Regions from separate parts of the Homo sapiens genome. Here region 2 is linked to region 1. A link is a contact called in ENCODE Hi-C or POLR2A ChIA-PET data. All regions are on one chromosome and are shown on one strand. Each heading gives the region's core, a stretch centred on a gene start or an enhancer-like site at or near the end of the contact. The rest is flanking DNA. Distances are from core to core; before and after follow the strand shown.

What was found. Hi-C counts contacts between places; a loop is a spot of excess contacts on that map. ChIA-PET counts read pairs that join two places held with the same protein, here RNA polymerase II (POLR2A). Pooled maps may share reads with other maps.
Region 2: a map of left cardiac atrium shows a loop between it and region 1 (2.9-fold over the local background). The contact joins two enhancer-like sites. A Hi-C loop is called at or near these places in 3 of 168 maps with a recorded cell type or tissue (K562, left cardiac atrium and right cardiac atrium), 1 of 37 single-sample maps with no recorded cell type and 1 of 50 pooled maps. POLR2A ChIA-PET finds 5 or more read pairs at or near these places in 2 of 52 experiments (WTC11 and activated T-cell).

The regions. Positions count from the first base shown.
Region 1 is chr3:123,045,656-123,052,315 of GRCh38, forward strand. No RefSeq gene overlaps it. Among named protein-coding and RNA genes, the nearest start is that of PDIA5, 18 kb to the right of the region's middle. Within about 2 kb of position 3,361, at least 3 of the 41 ENCODE cell types and tissues checked have a DNase peak (open chromatin) inside an H3K27ac peak, as active enhancers do.
Region 2 is chr3:123,268,254-123,274,913 of GRCh38, forward strand. SEC22A (SEC22 homolog A, vesicle trafficking protein) reads left to right here. Exons shown (of 7, transcript NM_012430.5): 7 at 3,269-5,883. The coding sequence ends at 3,469. Among named protein-coding and RNA genes, the nearest start is that of SEC22A, 70 kb to the left of the region's middle. Within about 2 kb of position 3,383, at least 4 of the 41 ENCODE cell types and tissues checked have a DNase peak (open chromatin) inside an H3K27ac peak, as active enhancers do.

The DNA of each region.
Region 1 (6,660 bases), core at 2,111-4,610:
CCAAGGAGCCTGCAGGGCAGAGAGGGACACCCCAGGCTTTGATGCCACCTCTCTCCTGTCGCTCCTGCCTCTAGTCTCCACCTATTGTTAGGAGTGTGACCTCAGCCGAATTTCTTATCCTTTTTTTAACCTTAGTTTTTCTACTTGTGAAGACAACAGGCCCACCTGCCTTACAAGATTATTGTGATAAAAACTAAAGGAGATGGTGTGAACGTAGTGAGTGCCTACTGTTTTGTGGAGCCGTACCCCTTTGTCTGGAGACTCCCACACCCATTCCACCTACACGGTTTCCAGGGCAGTCATCCTATCGGTGCCAAGACCACCTGCTCCTTGGCCACAGTTAATCAGTTCTGAGATGCACACCAGCCAAACCAGGCCAACTACAGTCCTATCCTGGGAAGTTGAGGAACTGAAAAAATGAAGAAGGGCCAATCTCACTCCTGGAAACTGAGGACCAATAAAAGATGAAGATATCCTTGTTCTGCAGAGCAGAAAAAGATGGGCCTCAATGAGAGAGAAACCGAAGGAGTCCAAAGACAAGCAGGGGTGAAGAGAAGGAGTTCTTCCTGGGAATCCGCAGGGCTCCATCCGGGTCCTAGTCAATTCTCAGTACAACAGCACCTTTATAGACCCCATAAAGCCCTCGAATACATCTCCAGTTTTGCCTAGCTTAGCAAAAGCCATGTTCTAATACGTAGAGTGCAGAGAGTTCTTCATAATACAGCTTCTTGGCAGTCAGGGGGTTCTCACTCACTCATTCAACAAATAGGTCTTGAGTGCCTCATTCAACAAATATGTCTGTGCCAGGCACATCCTGAGGGCTGGAATGCACAGTCCCCATCCTCACGGAACTTATGGTCCCATGGGGAATATGGGCATGCCCCAAATAATCACCCAAATAAATATATGATGATGTAACTCTTGGTTCCTTTCCCTTGTATTATTAGAAAAACGCTAACTTATGTCTGACACAGACATTTAAGAAGATCGAGAAGCATCTTAATGGGGTTAAAGGTCAATGCTGGCACTTCAACAGTTAAACTTCAGCCACGTGGAAAAGGCACCAATCCCAGCAGCTCCTTCCCTCCTGCCAGATGAGGGAGGCGGCACTGTGTATCCGTGGGCTTCACAGTTCCCCTTGGTCCCCATCATCACCTTTATTGCTCTCTTTAAATCCTGGGGTTTCAATTGTCCTTCCCATCAGAATGATTCTGTTTTTAACAACCCCAGACCTTTCTCTTCGTTATTCTCTAGCCCCAGGCTGGTGCATCCACATCATCTAAGAGAGGCATCGTTCCCAAGCAGAGGGCAGTGCAGACCCCAAGGAGCTGTGTTGTCACTGATTTATGACTCCCCATCCTCTGCCTGTTGAGGAAAATCACTTTATCAAGATGAGAAATCAGGGCTGGGGGTGGAGCAGTGTTTCCTGATTGGCTCCAAACACTCTCCTGCATATTTCAGAGGCACTTATATTTACAAGTCATCAGGGCTGCATGCAAGTGATGTGGAGAGAAATGACCAAATATTGAACAGAGGGGCGTGATTTGCCTTATATTTATTCAGTTATGCTTTTCAGGATGTAAAGGATGGAGTGTAGCAATTCCGAATGTAGAAATAACAAGCAGGAGCAGCCGGCCTGCACCCATTCTAGGGGAGATACTTTTCTGCCTCTTAGTCTCCCATTCGATGGATCTGAATGCACTTGGGGTTCAATAGTATCATCTTCATCACCATCCATGTCATGATCATCACATTTCAGAGCTGGCAGGTTCTTAAGCATCCTTCTGGTCGAATCTATTGTTTCACAGATTAGGAAACTGAGGTTCAGAAAGGAGGAAAAACTTGCTCAAGGTCACACTGTGAAATTGAGACTGGGACTAAAAGCCAGATCCTCTGACTTCTGATCCATTGTTGTCAGGCCTTTTGTAGGCAGCCTGAGGTGCTGCATGCTGTACAGTGGCCTTAGTGTTGTTTGTAAGGAAATTTTTTTTTTTTTTTTTGAGTCGGAGTTTCGCTCTTGTTGCCCAGGCTGGAGTGCAATGGCGCAGTCTCAGCTCACCGCAACCTCTGCCTCCCGGGTTCAAGCGATTCTCTTGCCTCAGCCTCCCAAGTAGCTAGGATTACAGGCATGAGCCACCACACCCAGCTAATTTTGTATTTTTAGTAGAGACGGAGTTTCTCCATGTTGGTGAGGCTGGTCTCGAACTCCCGACCTCAGGTGATCCACCTGCCTCGGGCTCCCAAAGTGCTGGAATTACAGGTGTGAGCCACCGCGCCCAGCCAGGTATCTTAACATTAGGGTGTTTCCAGTCTCAGACAGACATATACAAAAATGCACAAGAGAAATTTTTTGTTTTTACTGTTTGTTTCCAGCTAAATAATAATGTAATCATATTATAAAAACCTGGAAAGTAGGAAAAAGAAAGAATTAGTCGTATCATTCTAACACAATCTATGTTAGCATTTTGTTCTTTTACTTTCTACTTCCTTTATATTTCATTCCCTCCGCATGTAGTTGTAATTATAGTATATCTGCACAATTTTGTGTCCTACGTTTTCATTTAACTTTATGGCACAAGAATTTTCCATGTTATTACTTTGGCTTCATAACCATAATTTTAAGGATTACTTAATATTCTACCAGAGAGATATACCACAGTTTACTTATCCATTCCTGTATCACTGGACATTTAGCTTTTGCCCGTTTTTCATTAACATAAATAATGCTGCAATGAACATCTTACGCATGTAGCTTCCCCCTATATTTATGTTATTTCTGTAGAATAGCTTCCAAAAGTGGAATAACTAGGCCAATGATTCTGAACAGTTTTATTCTCTTGATACATATTGCCAAATTGTCTGCTAAAAGCTTACTAATTTACATAAACAATTTTGAACAAGAGTGAAAAGAGCAACTAAATAAAAACTTGGCAAGGAATAAAATAAGAACCACTCCATGTACACATCACGGATGTTAAATGCATTCTGGTGCATGTGCTGTGGGATAAGCATCTCGCTCTCATAGTTGAAAACAGGAAGAAAGCAAAGGCCCTCAGGCCTGTCGTGCTGTTATTATTTCCAGGCTCAGGCACTGTAGCTCTTGTGGCTGCACAACAGAATCACCTAAAATATTTCAAACTGCTGCTATCCAGGGCTGGCCCCTAAATATTCTAGTTTACTTAGCCTGGGGCGTGGTCTCGCTCTGAGATGGCAGAAGGTTTCCAGGTGATTCTATTGCGAGGCCAGGTCAAGCAGCCCTGCGTGGTTTCGGAGGCAGTCAGGGAGATTGAAGAGGTCAACAGAGACAGAGACACTGAGTGATGTCCCTAGCCCCGGTGTTTCCTCCTCTGTTTCCTGTGCCCTGGGGAGACCTCAGCCCATGGGTGCCAACAAGTCTCTCACTGCTCCTCCCATCCTGAGGCCGGAAAGGCTGGCTACATTCAGCTCCCACGGGCCCCAAGGACTCCTAAGAGGATTAAATGAGGAAGAACACAAAGTCAGGGACAACTGTGGAGTTTCCAAACTGCCAGCTAAGGGACCTTAAAAGGATGGGAGGTCAGGCGCAGTGGTTCACGCCTGTTATCTCAGCACTTTGGGAGGCTGAGGTGGGAGGATCGCCTGAGCCAGGAGTTTAAGGCTACAGTGAGCTATGATCACACCACTGCACTGCAGCCTGGGTGACAGAGCGAGGCCGTGTCTCGAAAAAAAAAAAAAAAGCTAAAATGGAAATTCCAAATGTTCAACTTTAGGGCTTGGTAAACACATCATAGTATATTCACATACTGGAGTGTCACGTAGCCACTAAAAAGAATTTATTTGTGCTAAAATGAAAAGTTCTTCAAAATTCTACATGAAAAAAAGCCAGGTGCAGAAGAGATGTACAGTATAATCTGATTTAGGTAAAAAGAACCCTATTACATACATGCTGACTTGTTTACACACAGAAGGTGTCGGAAAAGATACATAAGAAATGAACAGGGCTGGGCGTGGTGGCTCACGCCTGTAATCCTAGCACTTTGGGAGGCCAAGGGGGGCGAATCACCTGAGGTTGGGAGTTCGAGACCAGTCTGACCAACATGGAGAAACCCCGTCTCTACTAAAAATACAAAAACTAGTCAGGCATGATGGCGCATGCCTGTAATCCCAGCTACTTGGGAGGCTGAGTCAGGAGAATCACTTGAACCCGGGAGGCAGAGGTTGCAGTGAGCTGAGACTGCGCCATTGCACTCCAGCCTGGGCAACAAGAGTGAAACTCCGTCTCAAAAAAAACAAAAAAAAAAAAAGAAAGAAAGAAAGAAATGAAATGAAAAGGAGTGGCGATCTTAGAAGGGTGGGTTTGGAGGTGTGGGAGTGGGGAGAGTGAAGGGGAGTTGAACTGTTCACCTTGGGCCCTTCTCTACTGCTTATAGTGTAGGTCTTAAATATGTATTACTTTTGTAATTTTATTTTTAAAAGACTATTATATGGTTTTCCAATAACGGGGGGCGGGGAAGAAAGACAATAGTAAGAATAATAATCTCATACATTCCTCCTAGCACATTACAGTTCTAAAAGCACAATCACTCTTTTGAGATGAGTTGGATCAGTATTATTCTCATTTTATAAGCAAAGAAGCTGAAGCTACAAGAAGTAAACAAACAGCAAGATAATCAGGACTGATCACATGTAGACTTGAGTTCCAGGCTTCCAACTTCTAACCTTCTGATCTTAACATCCTTTCTGTGATTCCGTACTTCAGAAATAAATCTCACAGAAGCAGGATTCGGATGTCCCAGAAAACACTGATTTCCACTTGCCATGGATTTTTCTGCCCTCAACCACCCACACTGGAGCTTGGGAGGCATGGAAAAGTACCTGGGGGAGCCTGCTCCCACAGGAGAAGGGGAGAAGCAGAGCTGGGCAACTGACCTTCAAGGAGGCCAGTGGTGATAATGGGTCCACTTAGCAAGCAGGCCCCTCCCCTGGGAGTTCTGTGGTCTGAAGCTCCCTGTCTCCCAGGATGTGAGCTGAATGAAGGGGAGAGGCAGTCTGAGAGTAACCTGGCTGGAAGTGTGTGAGGGAAGAGGAGAAAATACAATCACTGATCATTGAAAATGCAACATGCAGCACAAAGCTTAGCAGCTAAAGTTAGCTCCCAGTCCAACCCTAATCACCAACTCTGGGCCGGAAAGCGTTAACCAACCATCACCACTGAGTTTGGGCCTCAATTCCCCCTTGCCCCCAGGCAGAATTCTTCAGAGCAAAGCAGAGAGAGATAGCAAATAGCTCAAGCTCCATCAGAGCCCCATAAAACACCACACTGGCTGAGGCCAAGAGAATCTTTTAAAGGTCATTTGTGTACCTGGCTTCCACACTGCACACCTCTCCACCACTCTCCACTATATCTCCAGTGCTTGTTGGGTGGGGGTGGGAGGGGTGCATCTTCCTTGCCTCTGTGTCCCCCACAGCGTCTTGCCTCCAGCTGGCATAAAAACACCTCCATAAGTGTATATCAAAGTAAATGGAATGGACACCATCAAAGATGGTGAAGACGGTGATGGCCAATAATTATTCTGTTTAATTAATTAATGCCATCAATTATATAAATTATACATTGTATGTTATAAACATAATATATTATTATATTTTATCAATTTTATAAGTTTCTATAAATTTTTAATTTATAATGCATTTGTTTATTTACAGGTTTTTTTTCTTTCTTTCTTTCTTTTTTTTTTTGAGACAGGGTCTCACTCTGTCACCCAGGCAGGAGTGCAGTGGCACAGTCACGGCTCACTGCAGCCTTGACCTCCCAGGCTCAAGCAATCCTCCCACTTCAGCCTCTTGAGCAGCTGGGACTACAGGTGCTTGCTACCATGGCTGGCTAATTTTGTATTTTTCGTAGAGACAGGGTTTTTCCGTATTGCCCAGGCTGGTCTCGAACTCCTGGGCTCAAACAATCCTGAACCAGCCACCTCGGCCTCCCAAAGTGCTGGGATTACAGGCATGAGCCAGCATGCCCAGCCTACAGCTAATTTTTTATGAAGCTTGTGAAATAGAAACTAACCCTTACTACTCCATTTTACAGATGCAGACACTAAGCCCTACAGAGGTGAAGGAACTGTGGCCTCAGGCTGCACCGTGAGTAAGGGGAAGCCTGGAGTCTAAACATTGTGACTCACAGTTAGCACTGCTGCCCATACCACTTTGGAAGGACAGTGTGTTTCTCCAGCAGAAAGTGTTGAGCCATAATTAATCAGTAAGAGGTTTCCCAGGGAAGGATGGGGTAGTCAGAGTGGTGGGTTCAGAGCTACGTTTGATAGGGAATTATTTGGAGTTGTTAAGGTAAAGAATGAACCCACGAGGTGTGTTCATCTGATGAAAAATCTATCAAGCCAGACTTATGATTTGTGCACTTTTTTGTATGTAGGTTATGCTTCAATAAAAATTAAATTAAAAAAAACGAGTGAGCAAATGGTCCCTGAGGCCCCTGGTGCTGTCTTATATAGAAGGATGACTGGTTAATGCTTTTGCCTCCCAGTGGAGTAGGAGAAGACAGGTGTTCGCTCTCTTGGAATCTCTCCCTGCTCCACAGCATCCTCCACACTTGCACCAAGCTGTCATCCTGAAATAAAGGCCCAATCAGGTCCTCCTCTGCCTACAATTCCTCAGTGGCTTCTT
Region 2 (6,660 bases), core at 2,133-4,632, 220 kb after region 1:
GGTCTTTTACCAGAGAGAGCAAGATGTTATTGAGGGTCTTTTTTGTTGTTTGTTTTGATATGCATGCCTTGGCATTTCTAGTTGCCAGCTTCTTCAGCTCCAAGTCTGGGATATATGAAGCAAAAAAGAAAACTCAGAGAACCTACCACTGTGGCATTCTTGGATCTCAAGATTCTTTATTTGTCTGCTTTTCCTCCACAGTTCAGAGTCTTCTTATGCTTGTTTTACATATAATGTCCAGTGTTTTTATTTGTACTTAGTGGGAGAAATAGGGAAAAGTGTGTCTACTCCATCTTCCCAGAAACAGAAGTCCCTGAGCCGTTGTTTTTAAAGTAAGTTACAGACATCATGATATTTTTTACCTTAAAATACTTCATGATGTATCTTCTAAGAATACAGACATCTGTCTACATAGCCAGGACTTCATATCACATCTAAGAATTTAACATTGATACAATATTATCTAATATATGATTCCTATTCAGATTATTTCTGTTGTCTCCAAAATGTTTTCTGTGGCTATATTTCTCCTGATCCAGGATTATGCATTTCATTTGATTGTCGTGTACCTTTTGATCTATGATACAGTCTCCCAGCCTTTTTGTTGTTGTTCTATTTTAGTTTGGTTTTATCTTTCTTAACATTGACTTTTTTAAGAGTTCAGGCAAGTACCACAATCTGGATTAGTCTGTTACTCGTGATTATATTAAGGTTAAATATTCTGGCAACAGTGCTGTATAGTATAATATGCTGAATATCTCTCATTGCTTCAGTCAGGAAATGTGATAAGTTTGATCATTTGGTTAAGATGGTGTCTACCAGATCCCCATTGCAAAGATATCTTTTTCTTCTTTGTAATTAATAAGTAATATGTGGGGTAGAGACCTATTATTTTAAAAGCCTTGGAAAACCTTGAATTAAATATATGTGTGTGTGTGTGTGTGTGTGTGTGTGTGTGTGTGTATATATTACTGGAAATGCTAGCTCATTTTTACAGTAGCATTCCAAGCAATAAATATAGATAAAAAATGGAAATATAAAATCACCATTAAGCGAACACCACAGTAATCATTGTTGCAGGCAAGAATCATTAATGGATACTAAAATTAATGAGCAAAAGTATGATGAGATAAGATATTCACATAATCTCAACTCCCTGCCCCCAAGACAATAATTGCAAAGGGAATAGATACCACCTTATTAAGTGATCTAATTTAATATGTAATAACATGTATTGCGTATCACCTCTGATATTCTTGCCAAAATTGTATAACCTCATTTCAATCTTGACAAAACATCAGACACACCCAAGTTGAGGGACATTCCTACAACATAACTGATTAATACTCTTCAAGACTGTCAAGGACATGAATTTTTTTTTTTTTTTTTTTTTTTTTGAGATGGAGTCTTGCTCTGTTGCCCAGGCTGGAGTGCAGTGGTGTGATCTCGGCTCACTGCAACCTCCGCCTCCCAGGTTCATGCCATTCTCCTGCCTCAGCTTCCCGAGTAGCTGGGACTACAGGCGCCCGCCACCACACCCGACTAATTTTTTGTATTTTTAGTAGAGACAGGGTTTCACTGTGTTAGCCAGGATGGTCTCAATCTCCTGACCTCGTGATCCGCCTGCCTGGGCCTCCCAAAGTGCTGGGATTACAGGTGTGAGCCACCATGCCTGGCCAAAAATTTTTTTAAAAAAAGATGGAGGAGCTGTTACAGATTGGAATATACATGACAATTAATGCAATACAGAATCCCAGATTAGATTCTGGACCAGAAAAAGGACCCTAGTGGGACAATGGGCAAAATCTGAATAAAGTCTGTAGATTAGCTAAGAGTATTGAATCAATGTTCATTTCCTGGTTTGATGATTATACTATGATTACATAAGAGGATAACGGGGAACAGGGTGAAGAGTATACAGTAAACAAAGCGTATACAATAAACTGTTTTTGCATCTTTAACTCTAAAATTGTTTAGAAAGAAAAAGCTATTTTTTTCTATTTTTTCAGTCTTATATGATGAAAATCACTGATAAATACTTCCAATTCATTTTGCTTGGATAGCAGTCTTCTTTTTAAGTAAACAGTCCAAATTTGCATAAGAACTAAACATATTTAACAGAACATTTCCACATTCTTTCTGCATTATAACAGACACTGGTGTGTCCTTCCCATTCTGAAGCCTGGACACAGTTTCTCAGAGAGACCTGGGCCTCTCTCTTAGACTTTGTGGTTCCTATACTTACCAGGTTGTGAATTTTAGACATCTTCTAGAAAACAGTTTATTCACTCAACACATTGAGCACTTACTATGTCCCAGGCACTGTTCTGGGCACTGGAGATAAATGAGTAAATAACAGTAAAAAATCTCACCCCTCATGAAATAGATTCTGTTGAAAGCCTATGGATGACAAACAAAATAAGCACATTTCTCAAGTATGTTTATAGTATGTTGTGGAGAAAAATAAAGCAGTAAAGGGTGAATGCCAGGATGGGCAGGAGCGGTGAGAGGGGGAGTACTTTCTTGACCGTTTCATCTAAAATAGCACCCACTATCATTCTTACTCCCTATCCCTTTTTCCTGCTTTCTCTTTTTCAAGACATAACTGTTTGATATTATATATTTAAAATACATTTATAATTCTTCCCCATTAAAATTTAATATTTATATGAACAAGGGCTTTGTTTTACTTACAACTGAAGAACAATGCCTGACTTGTAGCAGGCCCTGAGTAAATATTTGTTGAATGAATTCTCCCTCAAATGTTCAGTCAGATGCTGTACCTAGCATAGTTCCTTGTACTCAGTGGGCGACTAGTAAAATGTTGTGGATTTTGTTAATACTCAGACTCAGGTTATATTAAGAGTCCATTTTGTAGAATAGCTTGTATGTGCTTTTTTGTATTTTCCTGGGTGAGAATGGAACACCCGCAGACCCTGGGAATGCTTCTTAGTTGCCTGTCACCATGGGGAATTTGCTCAGCCTGTTTGCAAGGAAGTCATTCCATTGTACTTCCATTTAAAATATGATACAAAATGCTTTTCTTCTGAAAAATGAAAAACTTAAGAGGAAAATCTATTTCCCTTTCAAACTGTGAAACTTTCATAGCTGAATGTCTTAGATATATGCTACATTATCTTATCCCTAGATAAAAAATAACCTTATCCATTCTTATATTTTACTCTCTGACCTGTTACAATTTTATATTAGAAACATCTGTTTCTTTTCCTGTAACCCTAATCATCTTTCATTTTTATATTTTGAACAGTGTTATTTACTTGTCTACTACACCGGCTGGCGGAATGTCAAATCTTTTTTGACTTTTGGCTTAATCTGTCTATGCAACATGTATCTCTATGAACTGCGCAACCTCTGGCAGCTTTTCTTTCATGTGACTGTGGGAGCATTTGTTACACTACAGATCTGGCTAAGGCAAGCCCAGGGCAAGGCTCCCGATTATGATGTCTGACACCATCCTTCAGATCTATTGCCTTGGCTTCAGGGGGATAAGGAGGGAACATATCATAACTGCACTGTGATGAAGAAGCTGTTCCCCACAGAGGAGAAGCTCTGCTTTCTTTCTCTCCAACTTTCCTTTTTTAAAATCAGCATGATGTGCCTGTGAGCATGGAAGAGTCCTCTCAGAAGAATGTTGGCCATGAGACTATCATTCAGAGGAGGAGGGGATTTCTCTCTTCAAGGCCGTAACAGTGGAAGAACAGTCATATGCCATTGGAAGTCTTGGCCAGCAGTCCTGAATCCTTCCTGAAGAGTTCAGAAAATAGATGTGGTATTGCTCTGAGGACCAGGCAGGAGGAACTCTACAACCTGAGTTTGCCTTTGTGAGGCATTAGTATAGACCAAATAAAAAGCTGCAGAAATTGGAAAGTTTATGTTTTAAATAAATGACTGTGATAAATATCAGATTATTTGCACACTTATGGTACTACGAGTTTATAAAGTCCAAGATGGTGTGAAATTGGTTCTTTTTACTTTTATATTTTTGCTTGAATCTTAACTCTGGAAATCACCTGATGTAGAAGAAGACTGTGATGAGCTCGTCTGTGGAACATCACAAGTATCGAAAATACAGTAATGGATGTTTCCTTTCTAATCCACATTTATTGTTTCTTTTGAAATCACGTCTAAAAAATATGACTCACACTATAGCCGTTGTTTCCCAAACTTCAGTCTCTTTAGTACTACTTGTATTATTTTCTTAATATTTATCTTTTAAATTTTAAAGTTTTTTTAAAAAAATGAATCCTGCTCCAAGTGGAAAACCAGTATCAGTTTGCCATAAATAAAAGGTAACCACAAAATAAGTAAGATGAACACAAAAAATGTTGTTCAGTTCTAGCTAGAAACTAATGCCTAGAAAGGCTCCGAATCTTAGGCTCTTTCTTTGTGGCAGTGAGGGAGATGTTACCAGCACCAGCATGAGGCACTGTCTCTGGAATAGTCAGAGGATAAAAGGAAACTGTAAAGGGAATGACATTCTCACTGTGATTCAGCATTATTCTATGTTGTGCATCACTTAAAGACATGTTGTGTGCCACCAGTGGCATGGGTCCGCACTATGGAAATGCTTGACTGTAGTAAGAATCAGAAGGTGGCTTTCCTAGCAACTCATTATTTTATGGCTTTGAGGAATTAAGCCCCTAGTATCTGAGAGAACTTACTTGTTTTTTGATAACGTTTTAAAGATTGTTTAAGCAGTTATGAATTAATAATATAGGAAGCACAGTTGGATTCCACTAGCAAAATCTATAACTCTCATGGTTTTGGAAGTCATCTTCATGGGTGATTTTCCTTTGTTTTTTAAAGAAAATATTTCAAACAAGGAATTCATAGGATACTGAAATTTGATATCATCCAGAAAAACAGATCCCATTACATTGTAATTGTTGTTACTAGGCATATTTATTAAGTAGAGAAATAGAGGGTAAAAAGTTAGTGAACTGTCTTGTTTGCGTGAACCAGTATTTGTGGATATGTCTAGAACTGTAAAATCTTGCTTAACTAGAACCTTAGTCTGCACCCTCCTTTTAGGAGAATGAGGTAAAAGGAAGACAATAAGCTTATGATATCAGGGATTCATGTAAAACAGGAAATAGTAGTTGGCTCCAGTCTTCTCCTCTAACAAAAGTATGCATATTCTGAGAGATACCCCAAGGCATCACAAGATCCTGAATCATCAAAACACCATTGAATTGTGTTGGGCATTTTGTAGCCAGGAAAGTGAAGTGGTTCAATTTAGAAAGGGTTTCAGGCCAGGCACGGTGACTCAGGCCTGTAATCCCAGCACTTTGGGAGGCCGAGACAGGCAGATCACTTGAGACCAGTAGTTTGAGAATCAGCCTGGCCAACGTGGTGAAACCTCATCTCTACTAAAAATACAAAATTTAGCTGGGTGTGGTTGCGCGTGCCTTTAGTCCCAGCTACTCGGGAGGCTGAGGCAGGAGAATCGCTTGAACCCAGGAGGTGGAAGTTGGCAGTGAGCCAAGATCACGCCACTGTACTCCAGCCTGGCCAACAGAGCGAGACTCTGTCTCAAAAAAGAAAGGTTTTCTAAACTAATGGTTAAAACAGAATTTTCTTGTAAATAGGGAAGTTGGAGCATTCTGGTTGAGATTTTGCTCTGTATTGACACAGCTCGCACCAGTTTGGTTCAGGAGCTACCTCCTTGTCATTGAATTGACGAGTTACAATGTTTGGTATTCGGATACATTCAGCAAGAACACTTGAAAACTCCTCACCAACTATTTTTAAAGGCTTACTTTGTTTTTGTTTTTATTTTTTCACTGGCTATTTTGGATAAGAGGATGTTTACATCTTAATGTAAAAAAATGAAAACAGGTATAAATGTTTTATGTATAGAAATGTTTTCTTTCATTATTTGGTGCCTGTATCTCCGTGTTTATATCATTTCCCCACCTGTATCATTGCTGCCAAAAAAAGAACTTTGAATTTAGAAAAAGAAATTGGTGTAAAGTCCTGGCCGGGCACGGTGGCTCATGCCTGTAATCCCAGCACTTTGGGAGCTCAAGGTGGGTGGATCACGAGGTCAGGAGTTTGAGACCAGCCTGGTCAACATAGTGAAACCCCGTCTCTACTAAAAATACCAAAAAAAATAAGCTGGGCGTGGTGGCAGGCGCCTATAGTACCAGCTGCTTGGGAGGCTGAGGCAGGAGAATCGCTTGAATCCAGGAGGCGGAGGTTGCAGTGAGCCGAGATCACACCACTGCACTCCAGCCTGGGTGACGGAGTGAGACTCTGTCTCAAAAAAAAAAAAAAGTCCTTAGGCTCTTTAGAAAGAATCACTTTAGGCCTCCATGGTGTATGATCTTCTGTTTCTATTGCACTTCTAAGAGCAAGCCTGAGTTTACCTCCTCATAGTTTTGTAGCATAGGAGCAGTAGTAGCTGCCCTCACTCTAAGGGGGAGGACACAGAGGTGATCAGATGGTAATGACTTAGCCAGTTCACATAGCTAAGCACACACAACCCTGATCTAGTGCAGGGCTCTTCGCACTAGCATGGAACTAGTGAAGGTGACCAGTGTTATATTCAGGGAATATGACTGTTCTTGGTAAAGCCAAGGAGTTGAGGGGTTCTGAAATTGGTGAGTCCAGGCCTGCTGCTGGAGTATTTTATCCTAA